Regions from separate parts of the Homo sapiens genome. Here region 1 is linked to region 2. Evidence: chromatin loops called from intact Hi-C (ENCODE). Cell type or tissue: CD4-positive, alpha-beta T cell. All regions are shown on one strand. Links, peaks and the distances in the headings refer to the core of each region. The heading gives the core; the rest is flanking DNA. Region 1 holds the start of LOC107985087 (a long non-coding RNA gene). Region 2 overlaps SEPTIN9 (septin 9).

The links. Hi-C counts contacts between places; a loop is a spot of excess contacts. Peaks named below come from ENCODE experiments on the same cell type or tissue, not always from the same donor. Only the 100,000 strongest peaks of a DNase experiment are listed, where the experiment ranks them.
Region 1: a loop joins it to region 2, with 4 times the contacts of the local background. A loop is called at or near these places in 1 of 110 quality-filtered maps.

Annotation. Positions count from the first base shown.
Region 1 is chr17:77,885,453-77,900,268 of GRCh38, forward strand. LOC107985087 (a long non-coding RNA gene) reads right to left here and starts at 8,391. Exons shown (of 4, transcript XR_001753033.2): 1 at 8,228-8,391; 2 at 4,633-4,772; 3 at 3,939-4,154; 4 at 3,098-3,209. RefSeq lists enhancers at 4,875-5,375, 5,816-6,364. In CD4-positive, alpha-beta T cell, for the core only: no CTCF peak of the experiment used is centred there; a DNase peak (open chromatin) is centred at 7,136.
Region 2 is chr17:77,348,734-77,363,549 of GRCh38, forward strand. The region is part of intron 2 of SEPTIN9 (septin 9); the gene reads left to right. Among named protein-coding and RNA genes, the nearest start is that of MIR4316, 41 kb to the right of the region's middle. RefSeq lists enhancers at 5,459-5,528, 7,790-8,291. In CD4-positive, alpha-beta T cell, for the core only: no CTCF peak of the experiment used is centred there; DNase peaks (open chromatin) are centred at 7,638 and 8,178.

The DNA of each region.
Region 1 (14,816 bases), core at 5,965-8,464, 540 kb after region 2:
GGATGAATGGATGGGTGGGTGGGTAGGTGGATGGATGGATGGGTGAGTGGGTGGATGGATGGATGGGCGGGTGGGTGGATGGATAGGTGGGTGGGTGGATGATTGGAGACAGGAAAGAAAGAGAGAGAGAGAGAGAGAAAGGGAGGGAGGGAGGGAAGGAGGGAGGGAGGGAGGAAAGAAAGAAGGGAAGGAAGGAAGGAAGGAAGGAAGGAAGGAAGGAAGGAAGGAAGGAAGGAGAGAGACAGAAAGAGAGAGAGAAAGAAAAGAAAGAGAGAGAGAAGGAAGGGAGGAAGGAAGGAAGGGAGGGAGGGAGGGAGAGAGGAAGGAAGGAAAGAAGGAAGGAAGGAGAGAGAAAGAGAGAGAGAGAAAGAAAAAGAAAGAAAGAAAGACACAAAGAGAGAGAGAAGGAAGGGAGAAAGGAAAGAAGGAAGGAAGGAAGACAGACAAAGTGAGGAAGATTGCACCAGGATTGCCTCAGATGGGTCTTGCTATGAATAAAATTCAATAATACCAAGAAGAGCTTTACAAAAAGAGAGAGAGAGATAAGGTCAAAGAGACTTTTATGTGCTTCATGAATGAAGAACACTAAGGAGAAACGTTCCAGAAAATTTAGAGGAAAAAAAAAGTGGCTGAACATAAATTTTTGGTGAGGATAATAAAAATAAATAATGCCATAAACTCTTAGAAAACCTGGTGGTTTTCCTTCAAGGGCTTCAGTTAACTCCAGAGTGAGCTGTGAGCTGTGTCCAATTCCGTCATTTCACGGAGCAGGACACTGAGCCACGGGCCATTGAGACTTGCGTGTAATGCGGAGCTGGCGAAACACAACAGTGAGGTGTTTATTGGAGAATTTTGAATATGACTAAGTCCTTCTTTACAGAGCTTAGCATTTTCATCGTCTGTTTTAGGATGAGAGAACAGCATCAGCAGCATTCGGCACGATTGACAGGTTGTGTTTGCTCTTTGCTTATACCTCCTAAAAAGTGGACTGTCTTGGAAGTTTTATTGTAGTTCCCCTCGAAGCAGCCGCAGGTGCTCACTGGCTCACTGACAGCGAGGAGGTGATGCAATGGGCGCAGTCATTCCTCACTGCCATCGGCGTGTGCAGCTTGGGGAAGCACCACAGCACCGGGCGTGGCTCAGTTGACCAGCTGAAGGTTCCAGATCATGGAGGCAGAGAGGAGAAGCTGGCGACAGAGGGCAAGGCGGGATCTGTGGAGGCTCTTCCTCTGCCACTGTGGAACCCTGAGCCAGCCCCCTGCCTCGGGCCTGTCTATATTCCCACAGAGATGTGGAGAGCTGTTATGTGTAGCTAGATGGGTTCTAACGTGTCTCCCAGGGCTGGTATTTGGAAGAAATAATAAAGAGGAAAAAGACATTGCTGATGGATCCCAGTGGATCATGCCTGAGGTTTGGGAGCAGCCCCGGTCTTCCTTATTGAGTCTGTGTGATCTAAGTTTCCCCTCCTGTGACCTGCAGCTTCCTCCCACAGAGCTTTGCAAACTGTTTTGGCATTAGGATCCTTCTGGGAAATAGCACCTTACTCAAGACCCCAAAATATGACACAGATTAAAAAGGAGGCATGTCGTTCTGGGTGGGACGTGGGCTGCCCTACCTGACACCCTGCCTGTTGGGGCTCCCATTTCCACCCTCTCCACCCCGAACTCTGAAAACCCCTGTGCGACAGGGAACTGGCTTTGTCTTGTCTCCTCACAGCCTGACAGCCACAACTCTATTATACAGTAAGACCCCCGAGGCTAGGGACTAAGTCCTGTCTTTTTATCTCCAGCTCCTAGCAGCATTCCTAACCCAAGGCAGCCACACAGTGTTTGTTGAGTGAATGAATGACCTGGGAACTAGTCGCTAGAATAATGCTACATAACAGACAACCCCAGAAATCTCAATGACCTACAGCAACAAAGATCAACATTTTTTCTTCTTAATGGGTACAGATCAGCAGAGGCTGGGCTCCATGTGTAATTTCAGGGCTCATGGCCACACCCAGCATTGACGCGGAGCAGGGAAAAATTCTGCACCCACTCTTGGCGGGGGAGGGCGGGAACGCACTGCAAAGCCACCTGGCGAAAGAGGCAAATGTGAAATTCTACACCAGGGAGGGAGGGAAGAATTAGAAACAGGAATCCAATCTGCCACAAACTAGAAAATGGAAACAATAAAAAAGAATGCCTCCGTGGCGTGGTAGAGGTTGTTACAGCGTCATGTGTTTCAAGCTGCTGTAGGCTACAAAGCCAGGGGTGAGTGGAGCAACCGCGTGCTGTTAATGCCACGTCCCCTCTGCTGCGATCACCGCGCAGTGACCGGAAGGAGAGCTCATTCTCACAGAGGGCGATGACGTGCCGGACACAGGGACCCTTGCGCAACAAGGTCCACCACACAGAGGGATTGAAGCCGTGCGTTCTGCTCTAACAACCGCCCGAGCTGCCCCTCCTCAGAAAATGACCGATTAGGAAGGGAGGCTGGCCTGGCATCTCAAAAGCTGTCAGGACAGAGAAAAATGGGGATATTGTCAGCACTTCAGGCTCGGTGGCGGTATATCCGAGGATGTGAGGGTGTCTGCGTAACTGGCATCGGAATCGAAAGGCCCCGCCTCCCCCATGCACGGGTGCGCGCACACACTCACACCCTCCCTCCCTCCTGCTCCCCCAAAGGGACTCGAATGAAAGGCGTAAATACACCGTGTCTGCCTACCCGAGGGCTGCTGTGAGTGTCAGATGAGAAAACGCCTGGGGTAGTGGCCCGAGACTGAAGCGCGCTCCACGCCTACCAAGTGCCGCTCAACCCCAATTCTGCTCTCGGGGAGAGAAGAGAACTCCTGCCAGACCCGAGTGTTTTCAGAAGTTTGTCAGTTTAGACTTTCCTTTTTTTCCTTTCCAAAGCTCCGCTCACCCAAGAGAATAATGTAAACATTCATGATGGCGTTTTCATAGTCCCGGAGGCATTGATCATGATTGTGAATCTGAAAAGAGCTGAGTTATTCATGTTTGACAATTCAGTCATGCAGCACTCCACATGTTACAATCTTTAATGGTGAACATTGCTTTTACTTTCCAAGCACTTTCTCATCTGTTGTCTCATAGGGGAGGAGTTATTCTCCCAATTAGGGCAATCAGAAAACAGGGATCAAGGCCAGGCACGACGGCTCATGCCTGTAATCCCAACACTTTGGGGGGCCGGGGCAGGAGGATCACCTGAAATCAGGAATTTGAGACCAGCCTGGTCAACATGATGAAACCCCATATCTACTAAAAAAAAAAAAAAAAAAAAAAAAAAAAAAAAGGTTGGGTATGGTGGCATGCACCTGTAATCCCAGCTACTCAGGAGGCTGAGGCAGGAGAATTGCTTGAACCCGAGAGGGGGAGGTTGCAGTGAGCCGAGATGGCACCACTGCACTCCAGCCTGGGTGACAGAGCAAGACTCTGAGAGAAAGAAAGAAGCAAGAAAGAGAGAGAGAGAGAAGAAAGAGAGAGAGAGAGAAAGAAAGAAAAAAAAAGAAAAAGAAGAAAGAAAGAAAGAAAGGGAAGAGGAAGGGGAAAGTGAAGAGGAAGGGAAGAAAGGGGAAGGGAAGGGAAAGCAGAGGTCAAAAAGGATCAGGCCACTCGCCTACTGGGGGATAGCGCATGGAGGAATCAGACCCCACAGCCTGCTCTTCTTCCCCCTAGAACCCTCACCACTGCCAGATCACTGGGCTATGCACTGCTTCCCTCAAAATGCCTTCAGCTTTCTTTCCCCAACCCCTGAGACTTAAGGATCCCACCTCCCTCCAGAGGCCTGTGTCCCGTCCCCATTTGTTCCTCATTTCCCTGGGGTCTTTTTGCATCTCCCTTCTCTCCCTCTGCACAGCCACCGTCCTGCCTCCCTATACAAACCCCAAAGTAACCTACTCTCCCCACAGATCCTCCAGACAGACAGACACCCACCTGCTGCCTTGGCATGGGCTCCCCTGAAAGCAGTGTCTGGGGCTCGAGCTGGTGGGCAGGCATGAATTTGTGTCTGCAGGGGTTTGAACTGTGTTCTCCAAGCGATCATACCCCCAGCAACTGTAAATGTGACCTTATTCTGGAATAGCATCTTTGCAGACGTAATCAAATTAAGGCGAGGTCATAGGGTGGGACTTCAGTCCAAAGGCTGGCATCCTTAAAATAAAGAGAATTTTTTTTTATTTTTTATTTTTGAGACAGTGTCTCGCTCTGTTGCCCAGGCTGGAGTGCAGTGACTCAATCTCAGCTCACTGAAATCTCCATCTTTCCGGTTCAAGTGATTCTCATGCCTCAGCCTCCCGAGTAGCTGGGATTACAGGCACCTGCCACCACGCCCAGCTAATTTTTGTATTTTTAGTAGAGATGGGGTTTCACCATGTTGGCCAGGCTGGTCTCCAACTCCTGACCTCAGGTGATCCGCCCTCCTCAGCCTCCCAAAGTGCTGGGATTACAGGAGTGAGTCGCCACGTCTGGCCAGAAAGGGAAATTTGGACACAGAGACACACGCATGAGACCACCAAGGCAGAGACTGGAGTCTACAAGCCAAGGAACGCTGAGGCCTGCAGGCAAGCGCCGGAAGCAAGAAGAGAGGCACAGGGTGGCTTCTTCCCTGGAGCCGTCAGAAGGAACCCACCTCGCTGACACCTTGATCCTGGGCTTCTGGCCTCCAGAGCCGTGAGAGGATCCATGCCTGCTGTTCGAAGGCTCTCAGTCTGTGCGAATTTGTTACAGCAGCCACAGGAAACCGACACAGTGTCCCTCTCCCTGAGGTGTCTACAGTCCTCAGAAAGAGATGAGGCCAGGGTCACTTGCAGAAAGTCCTTTGGGAAGCATCGTGATTGGAGCAGCTGTGGCCCGGCGGGGAAGGCAGGACTTGGAGCGGGAGAGAGCTCTGTGCCAACCCCAGCTTGTCCCCTCGGTGGGGGCAGGTGCTTAGTGTCCCCCACCAGGGGCTCCTCAACTCTCAAGAGGTGAGTTCAATGCCGATCTCCCAACGTTAATGATAATAATAAGAGAGCAGCAGCCCTTGCCAGGCACCCTGCTGGGCATTCGGAGATATGACTTCTCACCCTTCAAGACGAGTCTGGCCATTCCAGGTCAGAGGAACTGGCCGTGAAGAAGCACCCACAACAGCTGGGACACGGCAGGCAACCACCATGCTTCCAGCCTCTCCCGATGGGAAGGTGTCGGCGTGCAAGGAGCTCTTGCAGGAATGCTTGTATCAAAGACCCCAAACAGGGCAGCAGAGGCCCAAGGCTGGCTGGAGTGCCAGGTGTCAGGGCTGCGTGCCCCCCACCCTCCCATCCACTCTCCCCCACCCACCCCCCACAGTTGAGACTCCTCCCTCCTGGGCAAGGGTCTGGTCATCCCCCTGACACCTGGCTTCCTCTGAACTCTGCTCTGAGAGTCACCTTTCATGCATTCGTCATTCACTCAAAAAGCCCACTCTGAGCACCCAGGCTGTGCCCGATGCCATGCTGCAAAACGGAGCCCTTACTTGAAGATGCAAGCCCAGCACACCTCCAACAGAGGTCCAGGCCTTGGGGCAGTGGCAGAAACCTGAGGCCATGCTGGCTTCCCCCCAGCTCCCCATCCCCACCTCCTCCCCTGCCACCTCCCAGGGATGCCTGTAAGCCCAGGTTTCTCCAACTGGGGTCCTCAGGAGCTCTGGGTGAGGGGCTCAGGACACACTCATCAGCACAGCTTGCTGGAGTAATCATTTTACTTAAGTAGATTGGGATGGGAGGAGTAAATGTTGTTGTTGTCATTGTTGTTTTGAGACAGGGTCTTGCTCTGTCTCCCGGGGCTGCAGTGCAATGATGCACTATAGCCTCTAAACCCTGGGCTCAAGCGATCCTCCCACCTCAGCCTCCCAAGTCTTGGGTGCCACCACACTCAGATAACTTTAAAATATTTTGTAGAGATGGAGTCTCCTTATGTTGCTCAGGCTGGTCTCCAACTCCTGGGCTCAAGTGTTCCTCCTGGCCTGGCCTCCCAAAATGCTGGGATTTTAGAGATGAGCCACTGCGCCTGGCCGGTGTTAACTTAAGTAATTTGATTGTTGCACAACCTAAAGCATAATTGTTCTACTAAGACACATAGGACCATATTACAGGGCACAATGTAAAAGTCATGAATTTCTACAACAAGCCTCAGTGGTTCAGAAACTTCTGTTCCCTTCTGCCTGCAATCCCACAGGATCCGCTCTGGCCTGGAGCAAACTCTCATTTTCCCAAGAGAGCAGCGCCCCAGCCTCCCTCCAGGCCCCATTCCAGAATCGCAGCCTCCTCTTGGTCCAGAAGTACTCGTCCCGAAGCCTGCTGAAAGGCTGAAGCCTGGAGTCACAGGAGTGGCTCCTGGGCAGCCATGGAAGCCTCCTTCCCTGTGGTGGCGGCAGCAAGGACACCAGCCATTAATCACTCTTCTCTCCGTTTTGTCAGACCCAGCAGCCTCCTGAAGATGCTGCATAAACACATTTAACCTTTAAAGGGTCGGGTGGCAGCCCCAGGGAGGGAAAGCTCAACATCCTCACCCCTGGGGTAAGCCCCCCTCCCTCCTCTGCTCTCAGACTCTCCTGGTCAAGGAAGAGGAGGGAGTTTAAAACAAGAAGGAAGGGCTCTTGGTGACCCTCACTCCACCCGTCAAGCTGACAGAGCTCCGGCTACTGAGAATCCAGGGGAGGTTCTCCAAGGAGGACGAGGGTCTAGGAGAGATGTCAGCAGGAGTGGCTGCGCCTGTCTGTCATCGCTTCCCCAGGGGCCTCTGCCACTGTGGCCCCTGAGGATGGGGCCTTTCCTGTCCACAGGAGCAAGAAGCAGTGAGGGTCCCAGGCTGGGGGAAGGGGCTCTGCCTGGGGCCTGACACCTGGGGGTCTGCTTGGCTGGAGGGGGGCCTCCGCCACCCCTTCCCTTTTTCTCCCTCCCACATTCATTCAGCAAAATCAGGAGCCGCTTCCAGGTTCCAGGCATGGAACCTGGGAACCAACGATGAAAGGAGAAAGAAAAGACAGTGTCTGACCCCAGGGGACTCCTGGTGGGTGCAGGGTGGGGAGCAGGCTTGCGAGACACTATTTCCATAGGATGAATGTAAATTCCAGGATGGGTAGGAAGGAGGCGCTGTGGAGCCCTGAGAGGGGAACGGAGCTCCAGTGCTGGAGAGGTGGCTGTCAGAGACGGGCAGCTCAGCAAAGGTGACATTTGACCTCGGTCTTACAGTATGAGTAAGAGTTCTCTGAACAGACAGAGGGAACTTGAATGTACTGGCTAGGACCTGGGCGGTGAGGACGTGGAGGCCAAGGCTCAGGTCTCAGCCACCCTGGAGCGTCAGTGAGGCCAGCCCCGAGCACCAAGACCACGCAGTGGACGCAGGGCTCTCATGGTGGATGCGTTACCTGCTGCTGGCAGCTCGCCCCAGGACCCCTCAGCTACAGAGACCTGCCCACGGCGACGCCCTCCCCTGAGGGGCCACAGCCAAAGGCCTGTGCTGGAGAGCAGGGCTGGCTGCCTCAGCCCACTCAGGACAGCTCTGAGGGCTGCCCTGGCCAGGCTCTCCCGCAGCCGCTCCAGCGTCCGCCTCCATTGTTCCTCAATAACCATCCTGCAGACTCAGCCTGCTGCCTGGGAAACCAAACCCGCAACACACAGAGGGTGACGGTAAAGCTGTAATTTAGAAACCAATGGGCAGTAAACCAGATCAGAAATAAAAGCTCCCCATCAGCTGGAAACCCAAACTCATTCCAATCTCACAACCAAGGCTCACTCCCTCCAAATGCCCACTATGGAGGACCACAGAGATCGAGGCTTCCCGGGGAGCCGTTCGAGATTCTGTCTCCCATGTTCTTGAGGTTCCTAAACCCCTAAACCAGGACACCGCACACCCGGGACGCCACCGTAGGATAGAGGGGGTTTGTCCTAAAGAAACACTGTCACGTCAGACATGGGATGGCCTGGCGCAAAAGAATGCACCACAGCTTAAGTGACACCGAAGATGCAAAAGCCAGTGTCCCAGGATGCGGAGTAAGGGCACCCAGACACCGATGCTCAGAATATCTCAGAGACACACCTGCATCACCCCAGAGACGCTGGAAGCCACAGAGTGCACACAGATGGCTTTCTTACCCACCGTGCATGGCCTGCCCCAGCAAAAGGGGCCGGCTGAGTTTCCGGGGCAGCAGATGAAGAAACCTCGGCTCTCAGAGAGGGAAATCAGAGGTAACAGACAGAACTCACCTCTTCCTCCTCTTCTTCTCTCTGTATCACTGGCTAAGAGGTTTGAGGTGGGAAGCAAATGGGTGGCCTTTGAGTGCTTGAGTTTGTCCATCAATTACACTCTCCCGCCCGAGCCATTGCAACCTGCTTTCCATAGATATCGTGAACCTCTGGCCGGGCACTGACCTAACACCAGCTTGGAGTGGCTGCTGAATGGCACTTGTTCATTTGTTTGTGGTGAGGAAGCTTAGTTGCCAGGGATTTGTTAAAGAAGACATCATGGTATGTTGTTCATTAACTCTGACCTGCCTGGCTACCTTTATTTGTAGTGGAGAGAGGGAGGCATTCTGCCCTCTGGATTTCTAACGTGCCAAGCATGTATGACAATGGCTTACAAATGCCAGTCCCTGTGGGGATGGTTTGTTCCCGTGACAATGTGCAGGTGAGCAGGCATTTTCCCCTCTCTCCTCCTCCTCGTCAGGCCTCAGGGGGTTAAAGGCTGGGAGCATGAGGAGTCTCAGGGTGGAGGATGGAGGAGGCCTGAACTAGGACCAGGTGGAGACTCGCCCCACAGGTGAGATGGAGGAAGTGACCTGGGCACAGAGTGGGCTTGGAGTATGCAGTACACAGTGGCCCTTGTGGCTGGGGTGAGGCAGGTGTGAGCCCCTCCGGGGACAGCCCTGAGCCAGAGGGTGCTGAAGGGGTCTTACCATACGTGGCCTCAAGTAGCAAGCTGGTCACCTTGAATCCCGAGAGCAACGCCAGGTAGAAGCCTGAGGAGTTGCTGGGGACAAGGCAAAAGGGCTGGGCCTGGGGTTGCAAGGAAGCACAGTGTGGGATAGGACAGGGATAGCAGCCCCTGAGGCCCTTCGTGTGAGCTGCAGGTGTGGGCAGGGCCAGAAAGGACACACGCAGGAGTGGGCAGGCAAGAGCAATAGAACAACAAGCAGAACCAGGGCAGGGCCCTGGCAATGGGGCCTCAGCCAGGCACTGAGCTTCCAGGCCCACCCATCAGCCCCAACGGGCCAGGCTCCATCCCTGAGGACTCAGGGTCAGGCAGGGCCAACAGAAGGCCAGACAGGGAGAGCAGGAGCCAGGTGACTTCCATTCCAGGGAGCAGCGCTGCGCCAGGAGCAGGAGGGAGGAAGAGCAGGACGGGGCCTCCGCAAGCCTCTCTGGGGAGCAACCCTGGAGCTCAGCTACCTCCACTGCAGCTCAGGTCTCTGAGGCCTGCAGCTCAGCACAGCTTCTTATCTGAGATGCTTCATAAAGGGCCCTTCCCGGGCACCCCTGCCCCTGTCCCCCCTAAACTCCGGGAATGGGGTCTGCCCAGGTGGGCCTGCCCACTAACCTCTGAGAACCCATGCGGACTGGGCATGGTAGCTCACGCCTGTAATCCCAGCACTTTGGGAGGCTGAGGCAGGAGGATCGCTTGAGCCCAGGAATTTGAAACCAGCCTGGGCAACAAGGCAAAAGTCTGTCTCTACTAAAAATACAAAAATTAGCTGGGGACGCTGAGGTGGGAGGATCACCTGAGCCCGGGAAGTCAAGGCTACAGTGAGCCATGATTATGCCACTGCACTCCAGCCTGGGCGACAGAGTGAGACACTGTCTCAAAAAACAAAAAGAGAGAACCCATGGGGACTGGCGTGAGCTTCAGGTCGTGTTGTCTGGGTTCAAGATCTCCATCAGGCACTTAGTAGGGGTCCATCTTATAAGCGAACCTGAGCCTCAGTTTCCTCGTATGTAAATGACAAATAACAATTATTAATAGCTACCTCATAAGATTGATGTGATAATTTTATTTTTTGTACTGTTTTTAAATTTTTAAAATTTCTGTGGGTACACGGTAGGTGTACAAATATATATATATATATATATATATATATATATATTTATTTCTGGGGTACATGAGATGTTTGATACAGGCATGCAATGTGAAATAAGCTCATCATGGAGAGTGGGGTATCCATCCCCTCAAGCATTTATCCTTTGAGTTACAAACAATCCAATGACACTCTTTAAGTTATTTTAAAATGTACAATTAAGTTATTATTGACTATAGTCACCATATTGTGCTATCAAATAGTAGATCTTATTCTTTTTTTAACTATGTTTTGTACCCTTTAACCATCCCCACCGCCCCTCCAGCTTCCAACTACCCTTCCTAGTCTCTGGTAACCATCCTTTCACTCTCTAGGTCCATGAGTTCAATTGTTTTGATCTTTGGTGTGATAACTTTTTTTTTTTTTTTTGAGATGGAGTCTTGCTCTGTCACCCAGGCTGGAGTGCAGTGTCGCCATCTCGGCTCACTGCAACCTCCGCCTCCCAGGTTCAAGCGATCCTCCTGCCTCAGCGTACTGAGTATCTGGCATTACAGGCACGCACCACCACACCTGGCTAATTTTTGTATTTTTAATAGAGATTGGGTTTTGCCGTGTTGGCCAGGCTGGTCTTGAACTCCTTGCCTCAAGTGATCCGCCCACCTCGGCCTCCCAAAGTGCTGGGAATACAGGCCTGAGCCTGTGCGCCCGGTCCTATGATAACTTTTTAAACAATATACTTAAAAGATGCTTAGCACAAGGCCAAGCAAACCCTAAATGCTCAAAACACACTTTTTAAAACTTATTATTATTATTATTATTATTATTATTATTATTATTATTATTACCAGTGACAACTTCAGTCCCCGCCACAGAGGGCTGTAGGGACTACCCCAGTACATTCTTTTTCTCTATATATTTGTCTGATCCTCTGGCAAAGTGACATTTGGAGGTTTAGAGGTGGCCGATGACTCCAGCTTAAAAGAGCTGTGGAAAAAAATAGATGAAGAAACAGGAATCATTCCACCAAGCCCACAACCTAAAAATAAGCTGGGCGTGGTGGCACGCACCTGTGATCCCAGCTACTCAGGAAACTGAGGCAGGAGAATTGCTTGAACCTGGGAGGTGGAGATTGCAGTGAGCCAAGATTGCACCACTGCACTCCAGCCTGGGCGATGGAGTGAGACCCTGTCTCAAAAAAAAAAAAAAGAAAAAAGAAAATGAAAACTGTTCAGGGCCATCTTCTGATGCTCTCGCTGCCTCTTTTTTTTTTTTTTTTTTTGAGATGGAGTTTCGCTCTTGTTGCCCAGGCTGGAGTGCAATGGCACAATCTCAACTCACTGCAGCCTCCACCTCCTGGGTTCAAGTGATTCTCCTGCCTCAGCCTCCCTAGTAGCCGGGATTACAGGTGCCTGCCACCACACCTGGCTAATTTTTTCTATTTTCAGTACAGCCAGCGTTTCGCCATGTTGACCAGGCTGGTCTGGAACTCCTGACCTCATGTGATCCACCCGTCTCGGCCTCCCAAAGTGCTGGGATTACAGGCGTGAGCCACCGCGTGCCCAGACAACTCCTGCTGCCTCTTCACCTCTAATGTTTCCCATCTCATCTCCGAAGAGCAGCCAAGCAGAAGCTCAAAAGAACCGCTCCAGCTCCCCCCTGCTCCCAGGACCTGCTCAGACCCGGGGGGATGTCATGGCCCGGATCTGTCTGTCTTGTCTACAGGTAGAGGGCGGCTTATCTGTCCCCAGTAGACCCTGTCTGTACCCCTCTCACCCCATGAGACCCTACCTCGGCCTCTCCTTCTCGCTGAGACATCTCCTCCCTCCCTGGTCCTCCACCTTCAGGTCCTCACGGCTGAGAGCCCCTGGCAGCTCCGGGAATTATCGGGCGGCATCCTGACTCCCGCCTTGCTCCTCAGACCCCTCCCCACACCCTGGCCCATTCCGGGTACAAGGGCGACTTGGTTGCCTTCATTATAGACTATAGCACAAAAACACAATAAAATAAAATGAATGTTTTCTCCGCGAAAATCCATTAGATGAGTTACTGTTGTAATTTAATAATGGGATGGGAAACTACAGCAAGTTACCGAAGTATATAATTAAAGTAAATCTATTTTAAAGCCCTTTATTGCTTAGTATTTCTCAGATCCCAGTCTCTCTTTCGCCTCCGCTCCCCTCCCCCCACCACCCCCCTTCCCTTTTTCTGAGCCTGAGGAGGAGGCTGGGTGTCACGGGTTTCTCTGAAATTGTCAGTACCTCGGTGGCAAACACAGCTTCCTGCTCTTTCCAGGAGAGGATCCTATGCCTGGCATCCCTGAGGCCCCAGGCTGGCCTCCCTTTGTCAGAGCAGGGGCAGAATGATGCTGCTACTGACTGATCCAGGACCCACCTCTGCTAGATCCTGGGGAGTGAGGCTTGATTCTTGCCCTAAAAGCAAAGCCGCCAAAACTGGGCAGAGGGTGATGCAGGGGAGTAGGGAGATGTCTGCACTAAGAATCCCCTTCACAAAGGACAGATGCCGCTGAGCCCTGCACCTCAGATTTGCCAATGATCGCCAATTCCAAGACAGCATTGTGGTTAAGACGCAGCAGGAAGCTAAGGCTCAGAGAGGTTTGGAACTTGCCCAGGGTCACACAGCTATAAGTGTCAGAGCTGGAATTGGATCTCAGGCACCTGACACAGGCCCGGCTGCCTCCAAGAAGCTCCCAAGTCTGGATTCCTGTGTGCTGGATGTAAAAGCCAGTGAGCCTGGCCAATTATTGCCCATTTTCAAAGGAGGAAAGAGGAGAGGAAAGCTTGTGGCTATTACCTCCATGGTCATTGTCTGCTTTCTGAAGGAGAGCCCCAGGAGTGGCAGAGTCAAGCCACACCTGCAATCCTGCACACCCCAAATCCTCTCTCAGTTACACCCCAACCCCTCCTTGGTAAAGAGATGAATTACCTTCATCAGAAGGGCCAGGGTAGGTCCTTCGGGGGCTCACTGGAAGCCCTAGCACCTGAGATTGACCTGGCCTGCCATAGGGAAGGGGACTCTGCAGCCGGCCAGTTCAGGACAGGAAGGGGCCAGCCAAGCCTCTGGTCACTTGAAGTGAGCTTGATGAAAGAAGTTTTGTGGTTCATTCAAACACACAATGATGCATTCTCCCCCTTCTAGAGCCCCCGGACCGCACTCAGGGATCACTGTGCTACTGGCAGCCACAGAGAACCAAGTGACCCAAATGAAGCCACACGGGCACTTTGAAATCACAGTGAGCTCTTGGCATAACAGAGAAAATTACTCCCAAGGAAGACTCTCCCTGCCCACTGATGGGTTTTCCAGGGAAAGTTGGACCTCTGGAGATCCCACGCTTCCAGAGAAGCCAGTGTGCCACCCCAGCCCCGGGCATGAGTCCTGTCTCCCTCCTCGCCCAGCACAGAGCCAAGCTTCTGCAACCAAGAAAGCACCAGGAGCCCCAGGCGCCTAGGGGATGCTAGAGAGAGATGCAGGTTCTGCCAGGCTGTGAGTCCATGCAAATGAGATGCAAAGTGATATGCAAATCCAAGCTTCCCTTTCTGAATCTCAAGTTGTCATCTGGTGGCTGAGCCCTCCTAGTGCTCTGAAGGCCGCTGTCTCCTTCCAGCCTCGTGCATATCAAGGACAGGGAGCTCTGACGATGGGGTGATGGGGCGATTGGGGAAGGCAAGCAGAGTTTTGTAGATGGCAGGGGCAGGATGGTTGCCGACCCCCCTGCAGACCTGACAATCCCTCGGCATACCCGACCCAGTGCCGAGTTTCCTGGGGCTCAGTGGTTGCCACTTCCTTCTTTGCAGCCTTCCTTTTTGGCTCCAGAGAGGTGCCCCAAGACATGCACCTCAAAGCCCCAAGGGAATGCCCCAACCCAGGGCACCTCCAGGTTGAATGCTCAGCGACTTCGGGAATGCAGATGCCACACACATCCCTCACCTATTGGGCTGCAAGAGGTAGTTGTTAAACTTTGGAACCACTGAGAGTGGGATTCTCCACCAGGATTTTCAAGCTTAGAGCCATCTTGGGCTGCTTTCCAGATGAAGGAAGAAAGCCGAGCGGGGGAGTGCGCCCTGCCTGCTCAGCCAGGATCGTGCCTCCGAAAACACACTTCAGTGTGCCCAGGAGTTCAAGAGCTCAGGGCTCCCTCTCAGCCCCCATCTGGCACCTGTTCCCAGGCTGGGAGCACTTAGAACCTTCTTAGAAAGTGCTCCCTGCGGCGTGTAAGAGCTGCAGGGCTCTGAACTAGAGAAGGAGCCAAAATTCATAACCATGGTGACAAAGAGGCCAACAGCAGAGGGGCTGGCCTTGGAGCAGCCAATTAGAGGACTAGGAAGGTGAGAGCTGAGAAGGGAAGGGGCTCTGGAGGCAAAGGAAAAGCAGACAGTGCAAGAAAACTTCAAAAAGGGTCGAAGGAGTAAGGGTGGGGCCCAAAGACAAACACCCCCCAGCCCCACCCTCCAGCCCTGCCTGAGGTCTAGCCGCCATGCCCACGGACCTCATGAGGGCCCAAGATTTCTCTGCAGGGCTGCGGCCCTCAGCAGGCCCAGATACCTGGTCAAGGCCTCTGGCTTTTCTCTACTCTCCCTTGCCCCTCCAATACCTCCGCATCTGAGATGAGAAGAACATTCGGGGTGGAGGTGAAAAGGTGGAAGCACAGGTGGCGTCCCCCTTTATATCTCAGTCAGGGCATGGCCTTCTGAACCCTATGCTACTGGGCTAGTGCCTGGGGTGGGAGGTGCCATCAAAGGCAGGCACCTTCTTGCCCTGTGCAGCCT
Region 2 (14,816 bases), core at 6,169-8,668:
AACTAGGCAATCCTATGGGTTCATTTACCACTTTCCATCCTGTATGTGATGGTTGTTAGATATTTACTACATCCATACACATTGTAAACTAGACAATACAATAAGGAAATTTTTGCTTTAAACAGCCCCATGCATTTTAAAGAAATTAAAAGTAAAACAGAATCTTTTCTATTTGCCCATGTATTTGCTATATCCTGTGCTCTTCATTCCTTCCTGAAGAGCTGAGTTCCCATCTGGTCTCATTTCCCATGATCTTGGAGAACTTGCTTCACGGTTTTTGTAGTGCAGGTTTGCAGACAGCTAATTCCCTTTCATTTTCACTTATCTGCAAATCTTTATTTTGCTGTCATTCTTTCTTTTTTTATTTTTATTTTTATTTTTGAGACAGAGTCTCACTCTGTCTCCCCACAGGCTACAGTGCAATGGTGTGATTTCAAAACTCCTGCCCAATCTCAACTCACCAACCTTCTCCTCCCGGGCTCAAACGATTCTCCTGCCTCAGCCTCCCAAGTAGCTGGGACTACAGGCATGTGCCATCATACCCAGCTAATTTTTGTATTTTTAGTAGAGATGGGATTTCACCATGATGGCCAGGCTGGTCTCGAACTCCTGACCTCAAGTGATCTGCCTGCTTTGGCCTCCTAAAATGCTGGGATTATAGGTGTGAGCCACTGTGCCCAGCCTGCTGTCATTCTTGAACCATAATTTCACTGGTTATAGAATTCTGAGTTGTCAGTTTTTTCTTTCAGGACTTTAAAATATAGGGTTCCAGTGTCTTTGGCCTCCGTTGTTTCTGTCAAGGAATCAGCATTCATCTAGCTATTCCCCTGTAGACCACATGTTGTTTTTCCCTGGATGCTTTTAAGACTTTTTATCCAAGTTTGATTGCTCAGTACCTACCTCTGGGCAAAAAAGCCTCCAGAAACCAGAAACTTATCTAGTTTTATTCCCCTCTGTCAGGTGTAGACTCTACTCCAGCTTCTACCTACTTGAGATATTCTATACTGACTCCAGGCTGTTGTTATTTTGTTCTTTCAAATATTTTGTCCAGAGCTATAATGTTTTCTGCAGAATTGACCAGATAGCAGCTACTCTCTGTGACCAGGAGCCTTGATCTTCCAGACTTGCTGATGGGCTCACAAAGCTCCTGCCCGTGGCCCTCAGTTGGCAGTGGCCTCTCTGCCTTGAAGTTGCCATGAGTGTGTAAAACCTACAGGCTCAACCTTCCTCATTAGTACAGTCCAGAAAAGTGGAATTCCTGGTCTGGGTGGCTATGGTGCCCTAGACCACTGGCTAGACCAGGGTGGTGACTGCCAGCTGGCCGAATGTGGGGTCTCCAGCCTAGCACCCTTGGACTCTACCCCAGGAGTTATGGCTGTTTCAGGGCCAGGGGCCTGGCCTCAGCCCCTGTCCCCCTTCTCTTCTCCTCAAGTTGCCCAGCATCAGGTCCCAACCAGCATCTTTTGCAGACAGGGTGGGTCGGCTCCTCACTAGAGGGGCAGGGTTGGGCGGGAAGCCTGTTGAGCCCTCCTTCCTGTGCAGCCCACAGCCCTGGGGTTAGCTCCAGAGGGGTGCAGAAAGGAGCCCCCAAAGGCAGAAACTCACCCTTCTCTCTGTTCTTGTGCTTCCAGGGATAAAGGAGAGGTGGTCCTAGCTGGGGGGCTACCAGTGGCATGCAGGAGGCCCACATGACCACTGTTTGCTGGGGCCTTTCCTTCTCTGTGAGAGAGACGAGAGAGAGGAGAGAGAGTGTGAGTCAGGGTAGTGTCTTCTTCCAGTAACGCAGACTTCTGCACGTGTTCTCTAGGAGAAATCCCGTCACTCGCTAGAGCTCTAGATCTGGAAGAAGCTCTGCCTCTCTTCTCTCCTCCAGTGCAGTGTGTGTGTGTGTGTGTGTGTGTGTGTCCCCACATGCATTACACCCTTCTACAGAGGAAATAATTCCCGTCCAAGTGCAAAGGTTGGGATTGGAGCAGGCAGCATGTGGGCTAAAGGAGCAGAGAGGAGGAAACGGGGGCGGGGGTGAGGGTGGGAACAGGAGGTGGGTAGATGCCACGAGGCATGCCTTCCACAACTAGAAGGGCTGGTGGAGATGACCAGAATGCTCCAGACAGACCTTTTATCAAACTTCCAAAATTCAATCTTGTTTCATGAAGCCTGAGGACCCTGCAGAGTGAAAGACAAGGAAGGGCTTTCCTGCAGGGGGGTGTGTGTGCCTGTGTGTGCCTGTGTGCTGTGTGCCCCCATGTGTGTGCACGTGTGGACCTGTGTGGTGTGTGCCTGCACATGTGTGCACGTGTGGACCTGTGTGGTGTGTGCTGAGTGTGTATATGTGTGTGCCTGTGTGCTGTGTATGCACTTGCACATGTGTACACAGATCTCATTTTCCTTTTTTCTGGCTTACTAAGTGCCAGAAAGAATTTCCGTGAGCCTCTCCACCCTTCCCAAGGCTGCACATGGAGGGACTTGCGCAGGCACATGTGCGCGTGCACACAACACACACACACACACACACACACACACACACACACACACACGAGTCAGGGGCGAGCACTCCTGTGGATTGTACCTAGGCCTGGCAGGAAACCGGGTTCTGGGAAACTGTAGGCCCCACCTTTGGCAGAAAACCATGTTTTTGTTGCTGCTCGTTGAAGGGAACATTAAGTGGGGCTGGGGACAGTTTATGTTGAGAAGAGCAAATTTTGCCTATGGCACTGGGGACATTGAGTGGCTCCTGTCCCGGGCTCTGGAGGGCTTGGGAGACACGTCTGCAGCTCTGGGCATCTCTCAAGGTCACGGGCGGCCACACTCAAGGTTAGGCCCTCCTCTGTGTGAGCTGCGGTCAGCAGGAAGGCTGACCTCAGAGGCGGCCCCAGGGCCCTTGGAGGCCCTGCCCCTGAGACATGGGCCAAGGTCAGAGAGCCGAGAAGGCTGCTGCTGAGGACTCTGGTTGGCGCCCAGCCCAGCGGCCCTTCAGGCGGGCCCTGTGCAGGGGCTGATGAAGTCAGCTGGGAAATCTGTGAAATAAAGCACAGGTCCCCCAGGCTTGCCCAGAGCCCCGGCATCAGATGAGGTGCAGAGAAGGGAACTGAGCTGCCAAGTGTGAACAGGAGAGAGGAGCCCCAGGACCACACAGGGGCCCCGACATGGCAGGTGCTTGGTCAGCAGCGGTGCTGCCCTTACTGCTGGACGTGGGAAAATGCACTGACACTTGCTGACCAGAGCCGGGGTGAGCATCTGGGTGACCCTGCAGATGAGACAAAATAAGGGCTGCCGTGGGGGAGGGGCCCTTGCCGGGCCACCCTGCTGAGGCCCTGTGTTACTGTCCTGCGGCTGTCATAACAAAGGACCACAAATGAGGTGACTCAAAACATCCGAAATCGGCCACGTGCGGTGGCTCATGCCTGTAATCCCAGCACTTTGGGAGGCCGAGGCGGTTGGATCACGAGGTCAGGAGATCGAGACCATCCTGGCTAACATGGTGAAACCCCGTCTCTACTAAAAATACAAAAAAAAAAAAAAAATTAGCCGGGCGTGGTGGTGGGTGCCTGTAGTCCCAGCTGCTCAGGAGGCTGAGGCAGGAGAATGGCATGAACCTTGGAGGTGGAGGTTGCAGTGAGCCGAGATCGCGCCATTGCACTCCAGCCTGGGTGACAGAGCAAGACTCCGTCTCAAAAACAAAAACAAAAACAAAAACAAAAACATCCGAAATGTCTTCCCTAAAGTTTCTGGAGCCAGAAATCCCAGACCGAGGTGTCTGAAGGTTCATTCCTCCTGGGGGTTCCGAGGGAGACTGTCCCATGCCTTTCTCCGAGCTCTGCGGCGGCCAGCAACCCCTGGTATTCCTCGGCTTGCAGCTCGGCCTACCCCCCACCTGGCCTTCACCCTGTGTCTCTTCTTGTGTCTCTGTCCAAACTGCCCTCTCTGTTGTCTTTTTAATTTATTTTTAGGGACAGGTTCTCATTCTGTCCTCCAGGCTGGAGTGCAGTGGCGTGATCATGGCTCACTGCAGCCTCAGCCTCCCAGGCTCAAGCAATCCTCCCACCTCAGCCTTCCAAGTAGCTGGGACACAGGCGCACGCCACCATGCCTGGCTAATTTTTTAATTTTTTTGTAGAGACGAGGGCCCAGGCTGGTCTCAAACTCCTGCGCTCAGGCAATGAGACTTTGCCTCCCAAAACACTGGGATTAGAGACATGAGCTGCTGTGCCCAGCCTACCTCTGTCTTATAAAGACACCTGTCATTGGATTTAGGGCCCACTCTGATTCAATATGCCCTCAAATAACCCAATTACATCTTCAAAGACCCTATGTCCATATAAAGTCACATTCATAGGTACTGGGGGGTCAGGACTTGCATATGTCTTTTGGGGGAACACAATTCAACCCACAATGGGTCTCACCCACAGAACGAACGGCCTCTCCAGGGTGTGCGCAGGTGGGTGAGGGGCCCAGGAGAGGGACCTGCGTGGCAAGAGGGCTTGTGTTCACGTCAGAGATTCCAGAAGGAGACTGGATGGGGTGGCTGCATGGAGCAAGGGGCTACAGCCACTGTCTCCAAGTAGTTGGTGGGTTGTCTGGTAGAAAGGGAGCATTTATTTTGAGTTCCCCCAAGATATGAAGCTAGTACCAGGTACCTGGAAGGTGCTAGCGAGTAGAGCTTGACTCTTTACAGAAAGAGGTGTTTTTCTCACAATGTTCACTTGAGGACGGTGGAACAGGCTATTTCACAAGGTAGTGAGTTCCCCATGCCTGGAAGCATTCAAGCAGGGGCCATGTGGGAGTTGTTCAGGAGTGCATAGAAGGGACCTCAGAGGTCCCTGCCAATACCATCTTTGCTTGTCTTATTTTACGACAACTTGAATTTCAGAATGTAATGTTATTGGGGATATGTCTACTAGAGGGGCCTCCAGCATCAGGCCCCACACACTATGCATCATTTTTAGGGCAGGGAATGAGAGCAGGCTCCATTCTTTTTGGTTGTCTGTGAGGACCAGGAGGCTTGCTGCTGAGGCAGCTTCCTGTGGAAACAGTGTCTCAGCCCCGCAATCCATTCATCGGAGCTCCAACATCTTAATGAAACACTGTGTCAGATGGGTTCTGGGCATGTGTGTGCAGATTGTCACAAGTCCATGAGAATGCACACACGCACATTGCATGTGTGTGCACACATGTATGCACACATGCACAAGAACACGAAGACCCGAGGCAGGTATAGTCCGTGAGACAGATCCCTCTAGGCTGAAAGACTCCCCACAAGGGTCCCTAGAACAAGGCTCCAGCCTCGGCAGTCCCTCCCACTTCTGGTGGGAGGATCTCCACAGAGAAGAAGGGTCAAGAAGCACAGCTCTTGATGCTCACGGTGTACCAAGCTCTGCTTTAAGCTTGTGTCTTATTTTTTACTTATTTAGCAAATCTGTCGCTCTTGTTTTGTGCCAGATGCTGTTCTCAGCACTTTACAAATATTGATGCATGTTTGTTTCATGACAACCCTGTGAAGTAGGTAGTGTTACCCCGTTTTATAGATGAGGAAACAGGCGTAGAGGGATAAAGGGACTTGCCCAAGGTCTGTCTCTACCTTACACGCACATGAACGCTCACTCATGCGGCAGGCGCTAGTTTCCCTCTGATGTGAGTCAGGCCTTGAGCTGGTTGGGGTCTGGGTCCCACTTTGGTTGTGTTTTGCTGTGGGCACCAAGGAAGCTTCTAGCAGCCTCATCTCCCTGGTATGACCTAGCTCCAGGGACTGGATTTCCCCAAATGCTCCTGCCCAGCCTGGAGCCTCCTTTCCAGCTGGGGGAGGGCTGAACGACCCCTCACTCTTGGAGGCTGCCGGAGCCCCTCCTGCCTGCATGCGGCCGCTGCCGGGTGGACAGGCCTGCTTGTGGGTTGAGGCTCCCAGCAGCTGGGGTGGATCATTTCTCCTCCCAAGAAGCTTTGGGAGAAGCAGCTGAGGGGGCCAGCGTCCTCCTGAGGCCAATTCCCTGCCTCCCCCAGCGCAGGCGCGAAGCCATCTTTGCTTGTGTGTTTGCCACAGACAGTGGAGGGCGGTGCAATCGTGACGCCTGCTTGTTGCACTTTGCGTCCTTGAGGACGTTGACCCCTGGCCGGTGCTGGGCGCTTGCTCTTCAGTCATCTTGCCCTGACCTGGCGTGGCAGGCCCGAGCACTGCTCTTTTACAAGGAAACAGGCTCAGAGGCCTTGAGTCACTTGCCCGGGCTCCCCCAGCCAATAATTGGCTGAGCCAGGATTTCCATCCAGCTCTGTGACTCCAGAAGTCCAAGTTCTTCCCATCACGTCAGGGCCAGGAAAGGATTAGAATGCTTTTCTACGTGCCGATTATTTGGATGATCTGTGCAGCTTAGCTCGTTGTAGTTGCTCAATAAAAATGTGGAATGAATGGGCCTATATGTCCCATTGTGTGACTCAGAGCCAATGACTCTGGCTGATCCTCCTGTTTTCATTCCGTGGCCCAGCATCTCCCTTTGGGGTGTGTGACCTTGGAAGCAGTGACTCTCTCCATCCCACCTTGAATGGTGTCTGCGCCGCAGCAGGGGAGCAGCTGGGGATTGCCAGCGCCTGTTGCTGGTGGGCTGTGCGCCAGATCCCGTCTTGGATGTGTGGGTGATTGTCAGCCACATGTGTGTGAAGGGCTGTGCGTGTAGGATTTGTGCAAATGTGCCCCTCCCTGCTGCCAGCCCATGGGAGGCTGTCAAGATTCTGCCCCTGCACATTAGCCCACACTCTCTTTGTGGCCCACTGCTGTGGCTGTTCCCTTGTGTCACGTGGCTGCAGGCACAGCCCCCAAGTGGATGGGGATCGTGGGCTGAATGTGCATCAGATGCTCCTGCTTCTTGGTGGGTGGAGACCCTCAACCCATGCACCGTGGCTGCCGCATCTGAAAGGCCTTCCATGGTGAAGGACTTGGACCTGAGCAACCCTCCGCAGAGGTCTTAGAAGTGCTCCCTGGCCGGGCGCGGTGGCTCACACCTGTAATCCCAGCACTTTGGGAGGCCGAGGTGGGCGGATCACAAGGTCAGGAGATCGAGACCATCCTGGCTAACACGGTGAAACCCCGTCTCTACTAAAAATACAAAAAATTAGCCGGGCGTGGTGGCGGGTGCCTGTAGTCCCAGCTACTCGGGAGGCTGAGGCAGGAGAATGGCGTGAACCCAGGAGGCGGAGCTTGCAGTGAGCCGAGATCGCGTCACTGCACTCCAGCCTGGGCGACAGAGCGAGACTCCGTCTCAAAAAAAAAAAAAAAATGAAGTGCTCCCAGCTCTTCCTCCTGTGGTGAGGTTCTGAGTTTCCATCCTCAGAAGAAAACCTGGCTGGGGAGGGCATCTCTAGACCCGGACATAAACGCCAGGAGACCAGGGCTGCCCTCTCAGGTGACCAATCACAGAGACTCAGGGAAAGTCACGTTTGGAAGAGGCGACACTGTGTCTCAGCCTCATTCATTTCTCCATCCTACAGACACTGCCTGGTGCCCAGCCCGCACCGCGAGGCTTCCTAAGCAGCTCTGGGCACCGTGCACCTGGCATGGCCTCCAGCCCCATCTCCCTGCCTTGGGAGACCCGGTGGGGACTCCGGGCTGAGCTCCTGTGGCTGTGGAACCTTGGTGGTTTATTGTGGTGGCTGAGAACAGGGACGTGGGGTTGGACGGGTTGAGTGTAACTCCCAGTGGCTCCGTGAACTGCCTGGGAGCCTTGGGCAGCTCTTTCTCACTCTGTGCCTCCGCTTCCTGATGGAAAAATGGGGGCCAGGGGGGAGCGACCTTGAAGGTATTCGTGGGAACCAAGCGAGGTGATAAATGTAGTGTCCTTGGTAGAGAACTGGACACAGAGTCCACCCCCATGAAGGGGGCTGCTCCTCCTCCTTCTATGTTTCCTCTTGTTCTTATTTCTCCTCTTGTATCTTCTCTTCCTGCTTTCCCTCCCCCTCCCCTCCCCCCCCACATGCAGGCACACTCCATTTGGTGCCCCAACTGCCTTTCTCCATTGTCCTTCTGTAAGTGGTTCTCTAAGTGGGAACTCAGGCCTGGAAAGGGTGGGCACCCTGTCTGGTGGGCTCTGGCAGGCCAGGCGCTGAGCAGCCTCAGGAGACACAACCCTAGGAAAAGGCTCATGCAGGCTGGCTGTCATGACGGACTGTTGGTGGGAGAGGGGAAGGCGCCGTGGTAGGGGAAGCTTTGGAAACATCCACTAGTGGCCTTATTTATGACTCAGGACACCTGCCAGGTCACTAGAACACAGCTGAGGAAGCTGTCGGCCAGACGTCCAGAAGCATCAACCTGGTGGCTGGGCTGTGGGGGGACCTCTCTGGACAGGCAGACAAGGTGTCGGAGGAAGGGGCTGACACTCACTCAGTGTCTGTCATGCACTGAGGGCACAAAGGGCAGGATGGAGAGCTGGCCCACGCCACCTGTGGAATCTTCCAGGTGTGGGGGCAGATGGGGAAGCAAGGGGGCTTGAAGACACATGCGCTCATTAAATGTCCTTAAATCCCAAGAAGAAGAACAAGGACACATCCACAGGGGCAGGGCTGAAAGTCTGATGCATGGTGTTTTGGGGTCTGCTCCTGCTGCAACAGCTACAGTGGCTCCCTCTTACCTTTCTCTTCCCTCCATTCTGTTGTGAAAATGTTCAAAACACATGGTCAAGTTGAAAGCATTTTACAGGGAACACATTCAGCCATCACCTAGATTCTACCACTAACACCAAGCTACACCTGCTTTATCACCTCACCGTCCATCTATCCCTCCTTCGCCTGGCCATGAATCCATTTTATTTTTATTTTTTGGTGCATTTCAAAGTAATTTCAGGTCATCCTGATTATCTCTGGAATCACTGTCAGAAATTCCCTCCCTTCCCCTCCCCTCTCCTTTCCTTTCCTTTTCTGAGATGGGATCTTGCTAGGTCACCTAGGCTGAAGTGCGGTGGTGCAGTCATAGCACACTGCAGCCTCCAACTCCCGAGCTCAAGCAATCCTCCTGCCTCAGCCTCCTGAGTAGCTGGGACCGCAGGCATCCACCACCACACCCAGCTTCATTTTCAAAATTTCTCACCAACTCCTCACTCCTTGTATTCACCCAGGACCACTTCTCACAAAGCCAGGGTGCTGCAGGAGGGGTCAGAACCCCAAGCCCTAATCCTGGCTCTGTCATTAACACTGTGCGACCCTCAGCAAATCATTTTGCCTGTCTAGGTCCTGTTTTCATTCCTATGAAACGAGGGCGTTAAACTGTATGTTATAAATAATGAGGGCTACCAGTTACCAAGCTCCTATTTTAGGCCAGGCACTTTTCACATGTTATTATGAGTCCTTTCAATCTAGGTATTGTTCTCAATGGACAGCTTAGTCAACGGAAGCTCAGAGAGGTGGTGTAACTTGCCAAAAGTCCCACTACCCAGTGAATGTCCCCACGGGGTCTGCACCCAGGAGTCTGACACAGAGCCCAGGCCTCAGCACCTGGCGATGTTTTGGGGGTGTGAGCAGCCCAGCCTACTCTGGGCACGTGTTTACTTGCTGTTCCTTCTGCCTCATGTTTGTGTTTGTCCCCTCTGAAGCTCAGACTGTTATTTTCCAGTTCCAAATACCAAAACTGGCTAGGCACGGTGGCTCATGCCTGTAATCCCAGCACTTTGGGAGACCAAGGCGGGTGGATCACTTGAAGTCAGGAGTTCAAGACCAGCCTGGCCAACATGGTAAAACCCCATCTCTACAAAAAATACAAAAATTAGCCAGACATGGTGGCGTGCACCTGTAGTCCCAGCTACTCAAGGAGAACCCAGCTACCCAGCTACTGAGGCACGAGAATCACTTAAACCTGGGAGGTGGAGGTTGCAGTGAGCCGAGATCGCACCACTCCTCTCTAGGCTAGGCAACAAGTGTGAGACTCTGTCTCAAAAATAATAAATAAATAAAATAAAATAAAAATTAAAACCAAATGCCAAAACCAACCCACAAAATAAACCTTGGTTAAAGTAGCCTGTTCATTTTGCTTTAACTATGTATATTGCACCAGATTCTGCCAGGGGCTCAGCGTATAAAGATGAGACCCCTGCCCTGCCAGACAGGTGGGATGATGGCCATACCTTGAGTTAGTCAAGGCACCATCTGGCTGTGTAACAAAAGCTAAAACATCAGAGGCTGAGCAGCACTCGGACCCACGTCCCAGTCCAAGTGTCAGTCGTTATGGGGGCCCAGGACAGCCCGGACCTAGTTCATTCCTTTGGTGCATCCTCGACACACAGCTTCCATCTCTTGAGCTGAGATGGTTCCAGCTCCTGCCGTCATGTCTGCACTCCAGCCAGAGGGAAGGGAAGAAGGGAGAGGGGAAAGGGCAAGTGTCCCTCTTTATTTTTAAGGGCATGACCTGAAAGTTAAACACTTCAGCTCCTTCCCACTGGCCAGAACCCAGTTGTATGGCCGCTCCTGTCATCAGGGAGGCTGAGCAATGTATTCTTCAGCTGGGCTTCCCTGTGCACAACCAAAACTTCAGTTACTATAGAAAAAAGGGAGCTCAGATATTGGGGAAACAACTAGCATCTGTACCACATGCACTGATAGCTCTCTTTGTATGAACAGAGCTGTGGCAGGCCCTATGCCAGGGAGAAAGTAAGATTGGAAAAGAGCTTACCAAGGAGGTGGCATTTGCACTGTGCTTAAGGGGCAAGAAAAACGTCTTCCAATCAGGAGCCACAAATGCTTGGCTGAAGTGCTACTGCTCTTTCATCCTGGAGCTGGAACAGACGTCACCAGTCAATCATGATGGCTGCTGGGTGCACTGGCTAACATCTATAATCCCAGCACTTTGTGAGGCTGAGGGTGGGAAGATTGCTTGGGGCCAGGAGTTTGAGACCAGTTTGGGCAAATTGCAAGACCCTGTCTCTGCAAAAAAATATAAAATGTAGCTGAGTGTGGTGGCACCTGTAGACCCAGCCCCAGCTACTCGAGAGGCTGAGATGGGAGGATCGCTTGGGCCTAGGAGTTCGAGGCTGCAGTGAGCTATGATTGCACCACTGCACTCCAGCCTGGGTGACAGAGCAGGACCTGTCTCTAAAAACAATAAAATAAAATCAAAGTTTTAAAATGGAAAAAAAATCATGAGCACATAACTCCAGATGTATCCTCAAGATAGCAAACCCGGGTGGGCGCAGTGGCTCATGCCTGTAATCCTGGCACTTTGGGAGGCCAAGGTGGGTGGATCACCTGAGGTCAGGAGTTTGAGACTAGCCTGGCCAACAGCCCCATCTGTACTACAAATACAAAATTAGCTGGGCATGGTGGTGGGCACCTGTGATCCCAGCTACTTGGAAGGCTGAGGCAGGAGAATTGCTTGAACCCAGGAGGCGGAGGTTGCAGTGAGCCAAGATCACACCATTGCACTCCAGCCTGGAGAAAAAAAGCAAAACTCTGTCTCAAAAAAAAAAAAAAAAAGCAAACCCAGGGCCAGGTCTGTAGCCACATGGCCACCTTCTTCCCTGAGCATGGAGGCAGCCTCAGAAACCTGCCCCACATCACATCAGTGGGCAGTTGATTGGGTCAGCCTGCCAGTTGAACCCTATTTGCCACAGTCATTCTCCATAGTAAGGGGCATTCTAGACATACCCCCCTTCCCAGGGAAGAATAAGCCGTAGCTGCCTGAGCGTTTTATCCAGTGGTGTGCATGTCTTTTCCCAACTCTGTGTTTAGTGATGTCCTGTTTGTAGCTTGAAATTTGCCACAGTGGGTGTGTTTACACCACAGGAATTGGCAAACACTACATATCAGGCCTTACCTCCTGCTCCCTACTAGGGTAGGTTGTTTTTTTTTTGTTGTTTTTGTTTTTTGTTTCTTTTTTTTTTTGAGACGGAGTCTCGCTCTGTCGCCCAGGCTGGCGTGGAGTGATGCGATCTCCGCTCACTGCAAGCTCCGCCTCCCTGGTTCACACCATTCTCCTGCCTGAGCTTCCAGAATAGCTGGGACTACAGGCGCCCGCCACCACACCCGGCTAATTTTTTGTATTTTTAGTAGAGACGGGGTTTCACCGTGTTAGCCAGGATGGTCTCGATCTCCTGACCTCGCAATCTGCCCTCCTCGGCCTCCCAAAATGCTGGCATTATGCCACTGCGCCCGGCCTAGGGTAGGTTGTTAGAAATGTACCAGCCTGCCAGTTTCAGCCTTGTTTGTCTTTCATCCTTTTTTTTTTTTTTTTTTTTTTTGAGACGGGGTCTCTCTCTGTTGCCCCCCAGGCTGGAGTGCAGTGGTGTGATCCTGGCTCACTGCAACCTCTGCCTCCTGGGATCAAGTGATTCTCCTGCCTCAGCCTCCCAAGTAGCTGGGATTACAGGTGCCCACCACCACGTCCAGCTAAATTTTGTATTTTTAGTAGAGATGGGGTTTCACCACATTGGCCAGGCTGGTATCGAACTCCTTACCTAAGGTGATCCACCCGCCTTGGCCTCCCAAAGTGCTGGGATTACAGGCGTGAGCCACCGCACTGGGCCTCTTTCGTTCTTTCTTAATGAAAATCTTCCTGAAAGATTTGCCTACTGATGTCTGTGTCAATAGGTACTGCCTGCGGGACAGAGCCTGCCCTCCTTTTGAAGGTCTTTCTCTGTCTGGGTGACCATCTGCATGTCACTCCCTGCTGCTCAGAACTAAAGATGTAGCTATGCCTGGGGTAGGTTGGGAAAACCTGTGGGAATCACAGAGCTTGCTGTCATGCTGTGTTCTGGATACCTGAAGCTTGGCAGGCAGGTGGGATCGAGGGTGGGCATTAGGAAAGTGATGTGGCTCTATAGGAAGGGGACATAGGTCCTGAGATTTTAGGTCCCCAATTGGACAAAGCTGTTTTTTTTTTCTGGATAAATGTTCTAGCTTATTCATAATCGAGTGGTCAGTTTTCTTTTCTTTTCTTTTCTTTTTTTTTTTGAGATGGAGTCTCGCTCTTTCGCCCAGGCTGGAGTGCAGTGGCGCTATCTCGGCTCACTGCAAGCTCCGCCTCCCAGGTTCACGCCATTCTCCCGCCTCAGCCTCCGGAGTAGCTGGGACTACAGGCGCCTGCCACCGCGTCCGGCTAATTTTTTGTATTTTTAGTAGAGACAGGGTTTCACCGTGTTAGCCAGGATGGTCTCGATCTCTTGACCTCGTGATCCGCCCGCCTCGGCCTCCCAAAGTGCTGGGATTACAGGCGTGAGCCACCGCGCCCGGCCAAGTGGTCAGTTTTCTCAGCTGCCGGGTCTTGCACACCTTGCTGGCTCTGGAGACCATATGCACCATGTAGACCCCATTTGTTTCCTACCCTCAGTGTTGGGGGAGGGGCCAAGGGCCTGTCGATGTGTTGACACCTGGCCATTCACTGGCCTTGAATGTCCACATTCACCTCCTTGAAATCGATGCCCCGTATCGGAGGCTCCATGTGGATTTGGGGGCAGAGGCCTGTACTCCAGATGGTGGGGTGGCCTTCACCAATCAGGCAGATTCCCTGCCCTGCCCTGCCCTTTGGGCTCTGTAGCTCCAGATGTGTGCTCAAGATCTGTGGCCACATGGATGGGACAAGCCACAGAGACTCAGACTCCGTGGTCCCTGTGACCAGAGTAGCCGTGGCCCTGTCTGGGAATGTTCCCACCCTGTTGCTGAAGGTGAGAAATTTCTCTGTGCTGGAGAACAGCTGTGCTGAGAAGTTGGCCCATCTGGCTTGCAGGACTGCTGGGGCAAGGGAGGTCTGCTGCCGGTCTCTTCCTTCCTCCTCTGACTGGGTGCTCCTTGTCTAGGTTCCTTGCAGCAAAAGAATTCTCTAATTTATTTTGTTCCCTTATTGAGTCTCTACTCCATGAAGCCCACCTCCTAATCCCAGCTGACTGGCTCCCACCTCCTCAAGAGGAAGGCCAGGGGCAGACGAGGCTGAAGGAGGCTGACTCCCCTGTGCCTTCGCAGTCTGAGCTGATGCTGCTGTATGTTCACAGGGCTCCTTCAGCTTTTAAAAAGGCTTCAACACGTTCGTCACACGCTTGTGGCTCTCCTGGATGCCACACTAACTCAGTAAGGCCTGAGTTAGAGGCTGTTCCTGAGGCTGTGAAAATAGAAGAAGGGTCCAGAGGAGAATCCCTTCATCTGACGATCCCAGGAAGGCTTCCTAGAAGAAGCAGCCTCTGAGCTGAGACCTGAAGACAGATCAGGCCTGAGTCAGGCCAGGGAGGGTGTGAGGGGCCCACCAGGCAGAGGGAACAGGATAGGGCAGGCACAGAGGTCTGGCACCTGGCTTGTGGGGAAGTGTGAGCCCCTGGGCATGACCAAGGCGGGGAGAAGTGGCGTGAGAGGAGGCAGATGTGGCTGGCAGGAGATCGGCGGCCCCGGCCTTGCTGAGCTCCACTCTGTATGCACCAGGTGACAGAGGCTGCCCAGGACGGTGGGCAGGGAAGTGACAGGTCACATGGTCATCCCACCAACAGCCGGGAGTCCAGCTTGGGGGGACCCAAGACCCTGGGGAAGGCACGAGTCAGGGGCCTGCTAGAGCCAGGAGCTAGTGGGAGAAGGAAACAGTGTTGCTTATGAATTATAAACAGACACTCCCGCAACTTTCTCTGACGTGATACAATCTCAAAGTGGGCCACCCAGAGGTGGGAAGGTGACTTCTGGCTCTCCAGGCCTTGGGCCTGTCTTTTTTTTTTTTTTTTTTTTTTTTTTGAGATGGAGTCTCACTCTGTTGCCCAGGCTGGAGTGCAGTGGTGTAATCTTGGCTCACTACCACCTCTGCCTCCTGCGTTCAAGCAATCCTCCTGCCTCAGCCTCCTGAGTAGCTGGGATTACAGGCACCTGCCACCACACCCG